Regions from separate parts of the Homo sapiens genome. Here region 1 is linked to region 2. Evidence: chromatin loops called from intact Hi-C (ENCODE). Cell type or tissue: HCT116. All regions are shown on one strand. Links, peaks and the distances in the headings refer to the core of each region. The heading gives the core; the rest is flanking DNA. Region 1 overlaps FYN (FYN proto-oncogene, Src family tyrosine kinase). Region 2 has its middle 34 kb from the start of RFPL4B.

Region 1 (8,343 bases), core at 79-8,078, 600 kb after region 2:
TGGGAGTGACTGGAATCTTTTGGAGCTAGAAGAAGTGATTTTACCCACTCTTGAATGAATATGCTGCATGGTTGTTTAATGTTGGCCAGGAGGAACAACAGTTAAACAAGCAGTGGGGAGATTTCAAGAGTGAGGATCACTCACTTTTCAAATCCTACATTCAGTACCTCCATAAGAAGAGTAAACACGGGTCAGATTTTCTTAGGGTTTATAAATACTGCCTCTATTAGATTGAGGCAGTGTATGTGGATGAGGCCCTTCAGAAAAAAATCTAGGTTCTGAAGAAAGTGTGGGGGGGTGGGGTTCCACATCAGCAAGCCAGGCATCTCCAGCGTCCCTATGAGTGCTCCCGGTGGTTGGGAAAGAATGCCACCCAGGGGCTGAGGGGCACACCAGGAAGTTCTTCTATGCCACCAAGTCTGGTTGCTTCTCCTCTGCTCTCTGAGCAAATCAGATTCCATGTTGGCAGAAGGACTTGGAGCCAGGCTCCTCAGCTTTCCCAGAAGGATATGCCAGAGGGAGTAAGAGGCAGCCCTGGTCACACTGCACATCCCAGGAAAGAGGAGTGCTGATTGCCACAGGGACCTCCTTCAGGCCTGAAAACTGCCTCCTTGGAAAGCCCACCCTTTTCTTGAATGCCCCCTGGCTCACAGAACCATGCAGTGAGAATATGCCGCCTTTCAACAGCAAGAACTGAATACTGCCATAAAGGGCCAACGACTCTCTTCGAGACATCAGAAGGCACAGTCTACATAGCCACAGGGTTTTCAAACATATATTAGGATTGTCATCATTAACAAAGGTGTGGGGTGGTGTTTTTTTAACTTTTTGTTGGAACACATGCAGAAAAGTGCACGTATCAAAAGTGTACACAGTGATGTTGCACAACAGTGTGAACGTACTTACTGCCGCTCAACTGTACACTTAAAAATGATTAAAATGATAAATTTTATGTTGCCTATATTTTACCACAATTTTCAAAAAGTATACAGTTTGCTGAATTTTCACAAGCTGAACATGCCTGTGTGGCCACCAGCCAGGTCAAGAAGAGTGTTACCTGCCCCCCAGGAGTCCTCCTCCTGTAGCCACAGGAAGTTTTTAAAAAATAATAAACAGCTACCATTCATTGAAGGCTCCTGATGTACCAGCCATGAGCTAAGTTACAAACATTCTCATGCATTCTTCCACTACTGTCTGAGGTATGCATCGACGTCATCGTTTGATATCTGAGGAGCCAGAGGCCCAGATTAGGAAACTGCCCCAGAGCACAGAGCTGGCAGGTGGCAGAGCCCAGGGCGAGGTGCAGGGAGGCATCCTGAGAACAGTGTCAGGTTTGATCTGGGAAAGGCCCAGATACTTTATCAAAGGGGATGGGAACCTTCAAGTGACAGGAAGCTTTGGAGAGTTGACTGGGGCTGGGGAGGAGGGGATTGGGCTTTGATCTCTCTGGGTATACCTCCTTGCTGTTATTTTGCTGCTTGTTGGAGTCCATTAACTTTGAATTCTGAAATCCTCCGCCCCTTAGCCTCCCCTACATGCCAAGGTTGATTAGAAATTTCAAGACTATTTGTAAACTTTCAACTGCAAGAACCAAGGAATAGTAAGAGTGCAGACCCAGCTCTCAGGAGGCTTTGTCCACACTGCACGTGCGTCTGTGCATTACGCTGGAGGGCGTTGGAAAGTCAGTCCCTGCCAGTGTCAGTCCCATGGCTTCTTCCTTTGTTAATCTGGAAACGATCTGCAGTGTCACCAAATTGAAATTTTAGAGAAACACTTAAGGAGGATCCAATCCGTCTCAATCTCTATTTTGTGACTTCCATGCACGGCCTTTGATGTTTACGGAGTCCTTTGAGCCTCCAACCCTGTTCTTGTAGAGGAAAATATTACAAAGGTTCTCTTCCTCTTAATGTTCTTCCTTTCTGCCAATGGAATTCCATATCAGTGGAATTTTAAAATTCCCTTTCTCAAGGTTATAGAAAAGAAAAATAAGGTTTGTGTAACAAGACAATATCCTGAAGTCAAGGGTAATAACAGGGAAGAGAAAATCGTGAAGGAAAAACAAAGCAATAATACAGAAGCAGATGGCACACGGCTCCTCCCCTCCCCCATCCTCTCCCGCCTCTGGCTCTGGTCCTCAGAGGAGAGGGAGGAATGGGGCTCTGTTCTGCCAGGGCAGCTGCCACACCTCCTAGTGTGTGTCCTCCCACTCCCTTCCCTGGTGGAGCCCTGGTGGCGCTGGAGGCCACAGGGCTGGCTTTGTTAAAGTACAACATACACCGTGGGATGTGCATGTATGTATGTACCCAGAGGCGGTGTTCCTGCTACCCAGCAAGGGGCAAAGGTGCTTCATTGACCCGTTGTAAGTGCTCAGTGTCATGTATTAGGACATTATTAAATTTGAACCCCTTTTGCAAAGTATTTAAGTTCATCCATTTTATTCCTTGTTTTCACATTTCAAGACTAGTCGTTTACCATCTACGAACAGTGACTCTTTAAAATGTAATACATGTTTTACACAGAGTGGAGTATTGGTCACAGCTGAGGGTAGGTTTGTTGTTTTTTTTTTCCTATTGTGATAAAAAGAAATCCTGGTTTAGAGCCCCACCCAAGCATTTGATAAAATTGTTACCGACATAAAATGCTACACTACTGAGCAGATCAAGGCTGACTTCTGTTGGCAAATAACTACTCCCTGGCTCCAAGGCTCTAGGGCTCCCAGCTCCGGGGCCCACAAGCCTACGAGCAACTTTGGGGTTTGGGGGTAGACACTTTTCTTGGTGTGGGGTGTGGTGGGGGCACAGAATCTTTTAGCAAGTCTTTAAATCAGAGGAACAGAGACAGCTGTTATAAAACCTTAAAAGCCATTCTAAACCAGCGCCAGGCTTTAAATCATATATTTGAATTAGAGCAAGATAACAAAGAATATCTCACCAAGTGCAAACTGAAAAATCTGAACTATAAGAACCGTTTAAAGAAATACAGCTTTAACAATGCTAATTACCCACAGTAACTCAAGAAATAAAAGATAACATAGTAGAGATCCTATTTTCCTAAATCAACATGAATATAGAGTATATCTATTTATAGGTGAATTGGTGCTTCTAGTGTATCAAAAAGATGACTTAATTCACTCGCTCAACGGCTCTCAATGAATATTTTGAGTCTGTACCAGCCTCTCTAGGCTCAACATGTGAGGTTTACTACATAATAAACATTGAATCTTTGTCACTTTATGTCTCCTTTGATGAAGAAGATGACCCTAGAAAGCCTAGAAAAAGAGAAATCAAGGATTTTATCTTTCTCATGAGTAGCTGAAAACCCTTGTGAGATTAATAGGGTCAAGTGAGAAAATCATGAATTCCTGATTCATGACTTCAGAATGAGCTGATAATTGCATTCTGATCTGTGCTACACTATTTAGGTACCTAGACCAAAATGAGATAGTTAATGCTAGATTTGAATTGGAAATGACTTCATTAATGCCAGATCACCTGAATAAGGCTGGGCTTGTCCCAACCTGCAGCAAAATGTATTGGCTTCCCGCCCCTATTGACAGTCTCAGATACCCTAAAATTGATGCTAGCCATTTTTTTCTTAATTTAATTCAATTAGAACTAACTTGATGAAGGTTATCTTGCATTAAAAAACAATAAGCCTCTGCTACAAGCACTTAATTTTTTCCTCGCCATTTTGGAGCATTTCCCAGGCTGGGCGGGAGAGGGTGGAGGGGGAGGAGCTGGGTATTGTTATTTTTAATGATGAAATGTCTCCATCTAGTGGAACTTCAGAGCAGTAAACCTTGTCACTATATTAAAGTGAAGATTATGTCTCCAAAGCCATTTTCCTTAAACACATACAGTGTTTAAAGAAAAAAATAAACTTCCACATATGTTCTTAGATGATATCCTTACAACTGTATGTATTCCTTTTGGAAGGCATAGAAATGAGACCAGTACAAACTGTTAACATTTTTAATGTCATGATTTGAACCTCAAAGAGAGGGGTGCTTACAATAGGGGAGCAGCACAGTGCAGATCCCACCCAGTTGGTAACGATCTAGCTCTTAAGTTGGGCAGTGGGTTCACGGGGTTCATATATACTGTACCTATATTCTTCAGTATGTATAAATATTTCCTAACAAAGATCTAGACATGAACTAAATTTAAGATTATGAATAAATCTAGACATGAACTAAATTTTATGAATAAAGAACTTTCTGAATATGAGTACTGTACTTTTGCTGGATTTGTAATAGGGTAAAAAGGAGAGATTAGGAAACTAAATTAAAGCATAAGGTTTTAAAAACCTTTGCTGGCACCTTGGTTTTTTTTGTGGGCTATTCTGTTACTTATGCCACCAAACATTTTCCCACAGCAGCACCCCCAGCACATGCTGGCTGGTCACCTTTGTTCTGTTGCTCTATTAAATCCTATCTGGAGGCGTTGCTCACTGCTCACCTTGCTCAGAGAGTCCAGCTTTAGAGAGCGGCCTCTGGAGTAATGCTTGAGTTTAATGTGGAGGCTGATTATTCTCTACCTGATTAAATCTGTCTGGGGAGCATCTTTACCATGGCCAGAAGCTAACACATTTTTTTTTTCCCCTGGCTGAAAGCTTTGACACAGAACTCAGCCAAAAGAACGATTTTTTTTTAAAATGCCTGAAGTTTTGCTTGCTGCCTCCAAGGACCAAAAAAGGAGGAAAAGAAGGTCCTGAGCCCCAGGAGATCAGATTTGCTGGGAGGTCTGATTTGCTTGAGGGCAATCATGTCGTTGACTGCAGGCTGGTGGAAGGTTCTGCAGATACTCAGTGGATGTCAGAGCCGCAGCGCCACATCCATGGCCTCCCCGATGTTAATGGGAAGAGGTACACACTCCATTCCTGCTCTTCATCACAGGTAGCCCTGTTTGAATCTAAGCAGATGAATTTGAACTGCTTAATGTACTCACTGGCTTTAAGATGAGAGTAGCTACAAGATCCCCTTTCACCTCCTCTGAGAGCTCCCCAGATTGATACCACACTGCTGTGCTGTGGCATGGAGCCTAAGGCAGTACAAAGTGGCGTGACTAAAAATCTCACTCCCTTGCCGAGTTTCTGTGCTTCACCTGTGCGAGCACACGCAGCCATTCCCATCCTCACCCCTTGCCCATGAGCCTCAGGCCAGTGCTCTGGACATTTGATGGAATCACTTCAGACTGAAAATGCCTGGGGAAGGTGATCCTACTGTAGCATCATTCTACCTGCAGAGAGGTGTCTCCCCATCTTTTTGAGAGCAAGCCAGGCACGTGTTTAGAGCATGCCTTCATCCCTCATCAGACCTCCTAACCTCCCAATGTTAAGATGTTAACATTTCTAATGTCATGATTTGAACTTGAAAGAGAGGGGTGCTTACAATAGGGAAGCAGTACTGTGCAGCTCATATTGACCTCAGACCTCCTAAAAAGCTTCCCTTCCCAGATGATCTGCAGCTAACATGTTCTGCTTAATTAGGCTGAGGCTGGATTCCTTTTCCATCCATCCAAGTTAAGGACACTAACCAAGCAAAATGCCCCCTACCAAGAGAGACTTCTCATGGCCAGGATTCCACATTCTTAATTCACAAATAAGGCAAGAGACAACTGTGGGTTCATCTCATGGCTGACTCGAACTGGAACCTTCTGACCTTCACAGGGGGACTATGTTGGAGTTCAGAGTAAAGGAATAGGTTGGAGAAATCGGGTGGCAGGATGATTAGGTGACAGTTATACACTTCAGACCACAGTGAGTCTCTAACTGCAAGCTGTTGAAATGGTCAACATATTTACTTTTCTTTTTTATTTACAGGGAAGGAGATTGGTGGGAAGCCCGCTCCTTGACAACTGGAGAGACAGGTTACATTCCCAGCAATTATGTGGCTCCAGTTGACTCTATCCAGGCAGAAGAGTATGTTTCATTTTGTTTTCACTTAACTACTTGATTTTAAAAGTTGATTGCCGCAATAAAATGCCATCAGCATTGGGCAGGAGGGAGAAGAAATTCACAGCAGTGATTAAGGCTGAGTTTTTCAGGCTTTCTGCCCCGGTTTTTACCCTGTGTAATACTTGCACTATTATTAACTTAATGTTTCTCTTGAAGCCTGCTCACTTATTTTGAAAGAAAACTTTCTATCAATACCCTAAATGAAAAGCCAGTAAAACTTGTCATAGATTAAAAGTAGCCATAAAAATATGAAATGCTAGCTAGAGCATATATTATTGCCAACCCAAGTTTCTAAGCCCGCAGTCCACTCCCTCTGTTGGGAAGAGAGGGGAGAGTAGCAAGTAATTGCCACAGATTAAACTAAGATTTTTCTCCTAAGTGTGATCAGAAATATTAAAAGAGTGCTGAAAAGACACCTTCTATGCCCGGTAAAAGTGACTCACATACAGTGTGTCCCCCCAACTTGGGAAATACTACAGTGATTTGGAACCTCAGTTGGCTTCTTTGGTAGTAAACAGTGACGAGCAGTTATTTGGCCCAACTATTCAACTGGTAGCAGTTTAGGAAGGTGTTCAGTAGGCTGAAGGGATCTAAAAGGGATAACCTTTCTCCCTTCTTCTGACCCATGAGGATTAACAGGCACTCCCAAGGGGAAGAACTGCCAGTGGCTGTTTGCCAGCCCTGAGGGAAGGAGAGATGGAGCCATGATTTCCCAAATGCAGGAACTTGGCCTCCTCCTGACACCTTGGGTCTTGCCTCTCTAAAAAGGAAGTTGAGAAAAGTCAGTCACCAAGCCCAACCTTTGGCTCTGCTATTTAATTTCACCATGGATTTGTTTAAGTAGTGCAAGAGGGATTAGACTCCACACCCTAGCCAAATCCCCAGTTGGATTGTTCTATTCTTTAATTCCTTTGTATTTCCTCTAAGAGGATCTGTTTTGTTTCCCACTCTCAAATACTCAGTGGTTCTTAGTTGTTTCTTTCTCCTAGTGACTGTGTTTCGTCATCAGTGAATCAAGGTATTTGTATTTAATTTGTATTTTAGGGCAGATTTGCAAACATCTTTGTGTTCTTTCAGAATAAAAAGTACCACCAAAATGTAGCATTACCCTGATTTAACTGGGAATTTGTCAGCTATATATTTAAGTTATTTTTATAATGGTCAACTTTTTAAATATTTTGTTTTTAAAGAATATTATTTTTTAAAATAATGCCTTCGGTTTTACATATGCAATTAACTATCATTATCTTAAAATACTATTGTTTTGGTGCAATCCATTGTTCTAACAATTCCTTTTTCACCACTGTTTTACACGGCATTCTAATTGGGTTATTGGTACAAACCCAGAAAGCCATTTCTCACAAATAATTGACGTACTAGTCTTTACGCCACCTAATGCTAGATTAAGAATTGTTGCACATTTTGGTGTTTCTAAAAGTCACTGAGGAGCTAATACGCAATGTCTCTTTTCTTCAGTGAAACTTAATTCACAAAAGAATTTGACAGTGAACTCATGATACCTATATTCAAGCATAATGAATTGAAATTTCATTTTAGAATCTGGATTCTTTCACAGTTAAATATTCTAAAAATGGTTCCCACACACAGATTCCAATTGAATGCTCCAGCATTCTCCCTTGGGTTTTGGGGGCACCTGCTGCTCATTCAGCACCTAGTGCTGAAATAGTAACTAATTGCCAGGCTTGGTTAAGGCTTGAAAGTGCAGGGGGAGGATATAAGGCAAATAACAAAAGTCTTGAGGTGACTTAATGTGATGCCTCCTAAAGTGGCACAGAGTATCATTAGTTTCTTCAGGGATAATATATTGAAATATCTGCAACACCAAGTCATTTTAAGGGCATGCTTTTTGACTGGGCACAGATCTCAAAGGTGTACAGTAACCAGTTCTTACAGTTGTGCCAAAGAAAAGATGTACAGGGTCCACCGTGATGGCTCCCTCCTGTAATCCCAGCACTTGGGAGGCCAGGGCGAGAGGATCACTTGAGCCCAGGAGTTTGAGACCATGCTGGGCAACATAGGGAGACAGTCTCACTCTGTCCCCAGGCTAGAGTGCAGTGGCCCTGTCTCAGCTCACTGCAACCTCCACATCCCTGGTTCAAGCAATTCTCGTGCCCCAGCCTCCCGAATAGCTGAGATTACAGGCACATGCCACCATGCCCAGCTAATTTTTGTATTTTCAGTAGAGTTGGGATTTCACCATGTTGGCCAGGGTGGCCTCGAACTCCAGACCTCAGGTGATCTGCCTGCCTCAGCCTCCCAAAGTGCTGGAATTACAATCATGAGCCACCACTCTTAGCCTCTACAAAAAAAATTTTTTTAGTTAGCAGGTGTGGTGATGTGCACCTTTAGTCCCAGGAGGCTGAGGTA
Region 2 (8,343 bases), core at 101-8,100:
AAGACAATCCTGGCTAACACGGTGAAACCCCGACTCTACTAAAAATACAAACAATTAGCCAGGCATGGTGGCGGGCGCCTGCAGTCCCAGCTACTCGGGAGGCTGAGGCAGGAGAATGGCGTGAAACGGGAAGTTGGAGCTTGCAGTGAGCCGAGATCGCACCACTGCTCTCCAGCCTGGGCGACAGAGTGAGACTCTGTCTCAAAATAAATAAATAAATAAATAAATAAAAGTCAAGCAAGAGCATTCAATATCAATTGTATGGATGGCCATTCACAAATATTCCAGAGCAAGAGTTGTTTACAGAACCTTGCCACAAAGCCTCCTGTGTGAACTCAGAACATAACATAAACTTCCCGTTTATCAGATCATCTAGCTGTGACCATTAATAATTCTAATATCACACTGCGTTTTGAGGTCTAACAGCCTGTTTTATTTTTCATTTTAGAATGGGAATTCTTCAACTTTCTCATGATAAGAACTTCCAGGTGCTTCCAGATGCAGTAGGTAGATCATTTTATAGGGTAAGTGGAAACCATCAGGAATGGTGTCCATATACAGAGTTTCAAAGCATCTTACATGGGATACAAATCCATACCACTGAAGAAGCATGGTAAGCCTTGCATTAATTTTAAAATGAACATGGTATGAAAGTTACATTTTGAAAGAAACACACAGAATAAAATGAGGTAAGAATCAGGGGTTCTGGAGTCAGGTATAACTGAATTCAATTGAGAGTAGCCCTCTTAGTAGCATATAAACTTCAGTGAGTTATTTATTTTATCTGAGGCACCAATTTTTCTCTGCAAAATGTGAGAAAAAAAATACCTATCCTATCCTATCCTGAAGAGGCCCCACAAAGTTAAATGAATTGTTTATGTAACATGCATGGCATGTTACACTCAGTAACAGTGCCTTGGTTGCAAGGGCAGAAGAGATCATTTGTAGGATTTTTGCAATATTCGCTCCATTTGTAATGATTAGCTCTAAAAGAAGGGATGTTTTTCTAGACTCATGTCCCAAAGGGCATATTTTAATATTGGGTGTGGGATGGGGAGACAGGTTGAAGTCTGTAAAAAAAACTCTTCGCAGCATGGCATATGACTTTATGTCTGGCAGCTGATGTATCCCGAGGAAGATTTGTAACCTTGAACCAAGGATAAAAACCTGCAATACTGACATAAGCAATGTTCAGATGGAAAATAATTGTTCCATTCTTTGCCTTTCTAAACAACCCATTACTCATTCTTTCAACAAGACCTAACACAATTTTGTCTGTCTCTCCTAGGTTCTATTCTTTGTTGAATGAGAGAGAGCATATATACTTTATTCATAGCATAGCTTGATATAAACACGTCTTTGCAAGATAGTGCTATCATCTGGATTGTTACTAGGATACAAGTGTTCCATCACATTCTTGGGGAAAAAAAAGAAAACTTGTACCCAGTGGACATATTCCAGCAAGCATAGTGAGCATGATCCACCATTTTGGGCTCAAGAAAAAGGACTCCATGCAGGTTAATCAGAACTTTTTATGAAAACTATTCAAAAGAAGTTGAATATACTCCTGAAACATTTACAAAAGAAAAAAGTGGGACCTAAAACTGGCCACATACTTTTTAATTATTAAAGTTGAACATTATATTGTATGTGCATTTATGTCTTTTCTGTGATTTGTATGTTCATGACATTTGCCGATTTTTCTATTACAGTGTTTATCCTTTTCTGTATTATTCAGAGTTTTTAATGTTAGAAATAGTGATATGGCTGCCAAACACATAGTAAATATGTTCTAAGTTTGGGGAAATGCAACGTAGTCAAATCTGTCTTTTCTTTTGTTATCCCTTTCATTGAAACATCTCTCTTTTCCTTAAAACCTTATATTACAACTCTTCTTAATGACATCTAATGCTGCAGAAAGGTCTAGGAAGATGACCAAAAAGCAGCTACCTGATTAAACAATTAGAATGTCTTTGAGCACTTTTAGAAGAAATTTCTTGTACTTGTGAGCTTTGACCCCAGATTGCAAGAGTATAAGCAATAAGCGCAGACCAATAGTTCACAAGCTTTTGTGTGAAGGGAAATTGGCAGCATCATAGGCTACAGGTGGGGGTAAAAGTTAAGGTGAAGGTACTGACTTTGATCTTGAACTCTGGCAGATCAGATATGCCTTCAGAGAGATGATGTTTCTTCCTCATGGTGGTAGTGACCATCTTTGGTTACAACCTCTATCCTCAGAAAGGAACTCTATGACCCTTTTGGGCCTCAGAATGTGATACCCCAAAGACTGGTGCTTTGGCCTGCTGGGAGGCCTTAAAAGCTGCCTCAGAATCAAGGTCCATTCAACCTTGTCTTTTCCTCACCCTACAAGTCAATGAGGGACTCTTTCTGAAATTTTCTTGTCTGACCAAGAAAGCTTCTTTCCAAAAGAAATGCAATTGTCTCAAGACTCATTCCCTAGAGATCTCATCAAATAACCTGGAAAGATCAACTACTGGAGGACAGAGAAGACTGGGAGTCATCACCATACCCAGACAGACTTCATCAATTCATCTGAAGGCAGCTTCAAGAGATTACCTAAGAGGCTGTTTCTGTGGACCATTGTCTGAGCACTGGGCCTTTTGTTTCCCCTGAAAATCACTTACTCCGATACATCTTACTTCCCTCTCCCTTATGAAGAGGGCACTTAAGCCTAAACCATCTGGTCCCTCCTTGAGTTCATATTTTATATGACTCCCATACACATGTGTGCACATAATAGGACTATAATAAACTTGTTATGCTTTTCTTTGATTAACCTGTTTTTTGTTGTTATGGGGTGTCAGTCATGACCCTTTATGATAAGGAGGAAAGAGATCATATCCTCTCCACCCCTACAACCCTATATTAGGTGGTATCTCAAGGGGGAAAATACATTCTGGATCATCATCATCATCACCACCATGGTAATAAATTAGTTTGAAAACTTTGAAGCATTTCTTCATACTATTTTTAACCTCAAGTGTCAAAATGAGACAAGTAGAGGGGTATTATTATCTCCATCTTACAAAAGAAGAAAATTAATTTCAGAGAGCTTAATTGACTAAACCCAGTATGGTATCCCAGAGTGAAATTCTAGACTATATTCTTATCATCAGAAACATACAGTTGGGATAAGCTGAAGGAACAATTAAGAGTACTCAAGAGAATATACACAAATTAAATACTAATAAGATTAATACATAAATACAATAAAATACTATAATGCATCATACTAATAATAAACGCCAAACAGGTAACTGAGAAAGGATTATACCAATGTTGGCTGGATTATTAAAGAAGATTTGATGGAAATATTTGTATTTCAAATGGGAGTTGGATATTGGCAGGTAGAGAGAAAGAAAACATTTCAGACAGAAGAGGATGAGAAAGTACTGAGGTAGGAGTGCCAGCCTGGTATGGGCAGGAAGGAGGCCGACCTGATTGGAATAAGCATTGTTAGGAGCAGGGTATTAGGCTAGATAAATCAAATCAGGATTTGAAGGGCCTAGAATATCAGGGTGAAATTTTTCAAACTGAACCTTTGAGCAATGGAGATGCATTGCAGTTATTTTACAAGGGAGAGGGAAATGATTAAAGAGTGTTCTTTAAAAAAAGGGGTATGATGAGTACATGCTGAACAGATAGAAGGAAAAGATGCCAGAAAAAATAGTTAAAATGAGAAAACAGCCATCCAGATGTGAAGTGACGAGGCCTTTATGATGGTAGTGGGGATAAAAAAAAAGAGACAATAAAAGAAGTAAATTTCAAATCAGAAATGCTGAAAATCTTGTTCCCAAGTGTTGAGCACCAGGAAGTGGAGATACTCTGATGCCAGGAAAAGAAGATGGGCAAAGAGAGAGTTTTGCTTAGGAAGGGAAATGACCAAGACAACTGTGGGGACATATAGTATTTGGAAAAAAAGTTGGAAAAAAGGGCTAGATAAAATACATCTATATATGCTTATATATTATATTTATGTATATATTTTCTATATATTACACACACATATGTATACTTGTATATATACGTATATATGTATATATACACGTATATATGTATATATACACGTATATATTTATATATACACGTATATATGTATATATACACGTATATGTATATATGTATATATGTATGTGTATGTATATATGTATATATATGTATGTGTATATATATGTATATATATGTTACCACTGTGCTCAAGTAGCAGGCACCCAATAAATGTTTGTTTCCTGCCTAGTCTCCAAGACAACACAGCTTAAGAGGTTACTAATTTAGACATTATAACTAGGATTGTGACAATAGATGAGTCCACAGATGCAACAAATGTAAAAATAACAACAATGACAACAACAAAATTAGAGGTCCTAGAAGTAAGATTCAAGGAGCATTCACAGTTAGTGGATGAGAGAATGTAACAAGGGCAATTAAGGAGCAGGGGAGAGTCAGTTTCCTCTGACTCTCCGAAAACTGTACAATTACCTTCTAAAGCATCAGGTTTAAACCTCCATATTCACTGTTAAGGGGGTGAACAGTAAAATTAATCGAGAAAGCCGAGTTATTCTGCCAAGGAGACCCATTTGAAAGTGAAATAGAGGTCAAAACCCTACTCTAACATGGAAATTGGAAACCGCCAGATTTTTCAATGCTCTGATATAGTTCAAAAAGGGCAGAATTGATGGATTATTAACTATGCCAACTGGCATCGTGGAATTTATGTTTTCTTTGTTATGTAAAATGTACAATCATAACAGAAACATCAAAAACCTGAGAAGGTTCAAGGAAGGGCATAAAACAAATGTAATTCAAATTTTACTGTAATAAATAAAACTAACAGCAGAGGGCTCCCCTCAACGCCTGGCAAATTCTCAAAGCAGAGAAACTACAAATGGGGCACGTTTCTGGTAACCTCTGGTTCCATTCGAAATTTTCTATACATAAGAGAAAAAAAAAACAACTATCCATTAGTAAATAAATTACAAATACAATATTTAGACCTGCAGGTGCTAAAATTCCTTTTTCTCTTTAATTTTGTTTTCCTCACTGTGCTTTTTGCTAATCAGAAACTATTGAAGTTATTAATGCAATAATTCAGAAGGTTCTGGATGTAAAATGCCCAAAGACAGTAGAGGGATTTCTATAGCCTCTCTAAAGTATTTCAGATTATCCACCTGATTACATAAACAACATTTCCAGAAAATTGCCATTTTTTTAACCTATAATCCTGGTATCCAAATGTAGACATTACAAACGCAAGGGAGCTGTACTCAACAGCTAGGAATCTTTAATAATTTGAGGCCTTGAGGAGAACTGACATCTGGTGAAACACCAAAATGGTTTCAAAATAAATCAAAATACTATTTATACTTTTAAAAGATATTTTGAAAGTATTTTGAGTTATTTACAGAAAACAGTACTCTATATAGTAGACTCTGTGTAGGTCATCCATGTTTTCAACCAGCTATTTTTTTATTTATTATGGAAATATGAGTTAAAGTAGCCTTTGCCTCAAAGTGTTGTCATTCATTTTGCACTTTGTCCATAGAAAATGCAATGATTTTTTTCAAAGGCCAGTTTTGTTGTAGGTCAATCAAGCACTCATTTGAATGCTGATTTATTTTTATGGAGATGCATATTTTTGATGGCTTCTTTGGATTCATCACAAGGTATATCACTAACTACACTAGGAGTCAGCAAATTATAACATAGTGGGGGCCAAACCCAGCCACTGCCTGTTTTTGTACGGCCTGAAAGCTGAGAATTATTTTTACATTTTTAAATGACTGCAAAAATCAAAAGAATTCTAACATTTTATAACACATAAAATTATATAAAATTCCAAGTTCAGTATTCATAAAGTTTCAAATTTCATCAATAAAAATTTTGTGGAAATCTGTTTTCTTCTCCTATTATGTAAGTACTTACATGATACTCTCAATTTTGCCTCTTGGCCCACAAAGCTTAATTTTTTTTTTTTCCATTTGACTTAATACAGAAAAAGTTTGCCAAACTCCGAACTATGCAAAATGCCAAAACCATTATTCAATGCTCCTTGGGTTATTTAAAATAATGCAAGATTTGCCCCTTTAACACTATAACCTAATCATCTGCAGCACTGGTTCCCAAAATAATCTGTACTTTGGAATTACTGGGTAGCTTCAAAAATTATTGATGTTTGTGTCCTTGCCTGAGATTGTGACTTAATTGGCCTGGGGAATAACCTGAACTTTTAAAAGATCCCCAAGTGATTCTACTGTGAAGTTTGGAAACCACTGATTTAGTGCTTTGGCAAGTTCAATCCTCCCAGCTTTATCTGGGCGCTCCCTTCTACTGGCAGCCCTTTTTGCTCTTCCTCCAGCACATGGCCCTCTGCAGCTAGCCCCAATTCCCCCAGATCACTTAGGCCTTTCATTCCCACCACCAGAGCTAAGTGACCTTCTCACCAACTCCACTGAGAAGATCAAGGCCAACCCATCCCCAAGTTTTCTTGTTTTACTTCCTGAATGAAATTCTTCCCTCAAGTCCATTCTCTCCTCTCCAGTCCTTCTAGAGGGAATACACCATAGTGGCTAAAAAGGAGTCTTCAATCAGGCAGACATGAATTTAAATCCCTATTCCCATAATCCCAGCACTTCGAGAGGTCAAGGCAGATGAATTGCTTGAACCCAGGAGTTCAAGACCATCCTGGGCAACACGGGGAGACCCCATCTTTACAAAAAATTAAAAATAAAAAAATTAGCCAGGCATGGTGGCATGGTGGTGCCCACTCATAGTCCCAATTACTCAGGAGGGCAGATAGCTTGAGCCCAGGATCATACCACTGTATTGCAGCCTGGGTAAGAGAGCAAGAACTTGTCTCTAAAAAATTGCAATAATAACAATAATAATAATAATAACCCTATAGGGATTTTTGTGAAAATTAAATGCTACTCACAGTGTATTAAATTAAATGTTACTTACTGCTACTTACAGTGTTGTCCTTGGACTAACATCTTCAGCATCACCTGGGCACTTGCTAGAAATTCAGAATCTCAGGTCTCACTCAGACCTTCTGAATCAGAATCTTCATTTTAATGAGATCCAATAGTGATTTGTGTGCACATGAAGGTTTGAGATTCGTGGTGCTAGGAAGCTTTTTATTTCTCTTCACAGTCCACATCCAGGCTGTTTCATCCTAGCCCTTCGACAGTTCCCAATACACATGATATTGATGATGCCCTAGAGTGTGGCTTTTACGTAGAAAAGGAGATTTGCTTGAGTTTAAAAAAAAATTAATGTCAGCTATGTATAGGACAACTTGAAATGAGAAGAGACTGGGGTGGGATCGAGGTGGTTAGGAAATACAGTGTCACCTTCGTGCAACTTAGGAAAAGACACTCCCTCTGAGCCTACAGGACCCCATGCACACCTGGTGAACTAAGACAGCCCTTGGGCAATTGAGAAAATGGTGCCCCTCTGGGTTGACACCACCCTGTTTCAGAGCAGGTGGCTTGCCAAATGCAGCAGGGCCTCAGCCAGTTGTCCTCAGGCAGTGTGTGGCAACCATGCAGAAGGAGGATTGGATGGGATCCTGAACTAGGGCGTGGAAGATTGGAATGAAAAGCAAGGATGGATTCTAGAAAATGCTGAAATGGTGGAGGGCAATGGGGGAAAGACAGGGAGGAATGTGGACCTGGGGTTATTAAGGAAGACTTCTGGGAAGAGGCAAGATTTGACACAAATTCCAAGAGTTTGTAAAATTGAGGTGTAGGATCAAATATTCAAGATGCTATGAACAGGATGAGGTTATGAGAGTGAAGACATTTAGAGAACGTCAGCGGTAAAGCACCATATGGCAGAAAGAACAGTGGACTATAATCAGGGAGGTGGTATTAAAGAGTCTCAATTCATTCAGCTATAAATACAAATTTTATTTTCTTCCAATAACTGTCCCCAATAATCCCAGATCAAATCCTCCCTAACAACACCTGAGCCCTATTCCATGTTTTCTTAGTCTCTTTGTTTCATTTAGATTGCATGTTGTATCTCATTCAAAACTTCCTTTCCCTTTCCCTAGCCAGGGGTGTAGTCTTTATCACATGCTTTCCCTTTCCTCCCTCTTCCCTGAGCTATTCCTTGAGTATTGGGGCAGGACAGTGAGGTTGCAGACCTCTCCTGCACAGCCCCCTCTGCTTGTCTGTGGCTCCACCATGCTTCACCTTCTCCAACATGCTCCCTCCATGAAGCAGCTCTTGACACTGGAAGCTCCTTGAGAAATTTGGCCACATCTCTGGCTGACCCCAGCTGACATTATTGCATCACATTTCTTTGTCCCTCACTGGGGAA

Evidence for each region. Peaks named below come from ENCODE experiments on the same cell type or tissue, not always from the same donor. Only the 100,000 strongest peaks of a DNase experiment are listed, where the experiment ranks them.
Region 1: a loop joins it to region 2, with 5 times the contacts of the local background. A loop is called at or near these places in 2 of 110 quality-filtered maps.

What each region holds. Positions count from the first base shown.
Region 1 is chr6:111,705,498-111,713,840 of GRCh38, reverse strand. FYN (FYN proto-oncogene, Src family tyrosine kinase) reads left to right here. Exons shown (of 14, transcript NM_002037.5): 6 at 5,821-5,919. Among named protein-coding and RNA genes, the nearest start is that of TRAF3IP2, 100 kb to the right of the region's middle. RefSeq lists an enhancer at 3,482-3,611. In HCT116, for the core only: a CTCF peak has its summit at 3,797 (motif pointing left); a DNase peak (open chromatin) is centred at 3,740; H3K27me3 peaks cover 827 bases.
Region 2 is chr6:112,308,669-112,317,011 of GRCh38, reverse strand. No RefSeq gene overlaps it. Among named protein-coding and RNA genes, the nearest start is that of RFPL4B, 34 kb to the left of the region's middle. In HCT116, for the core only: a CTCF peak has its summit at 4,842 (motif pointing right); a DNase peak (open chromatin) is centred at 4,871.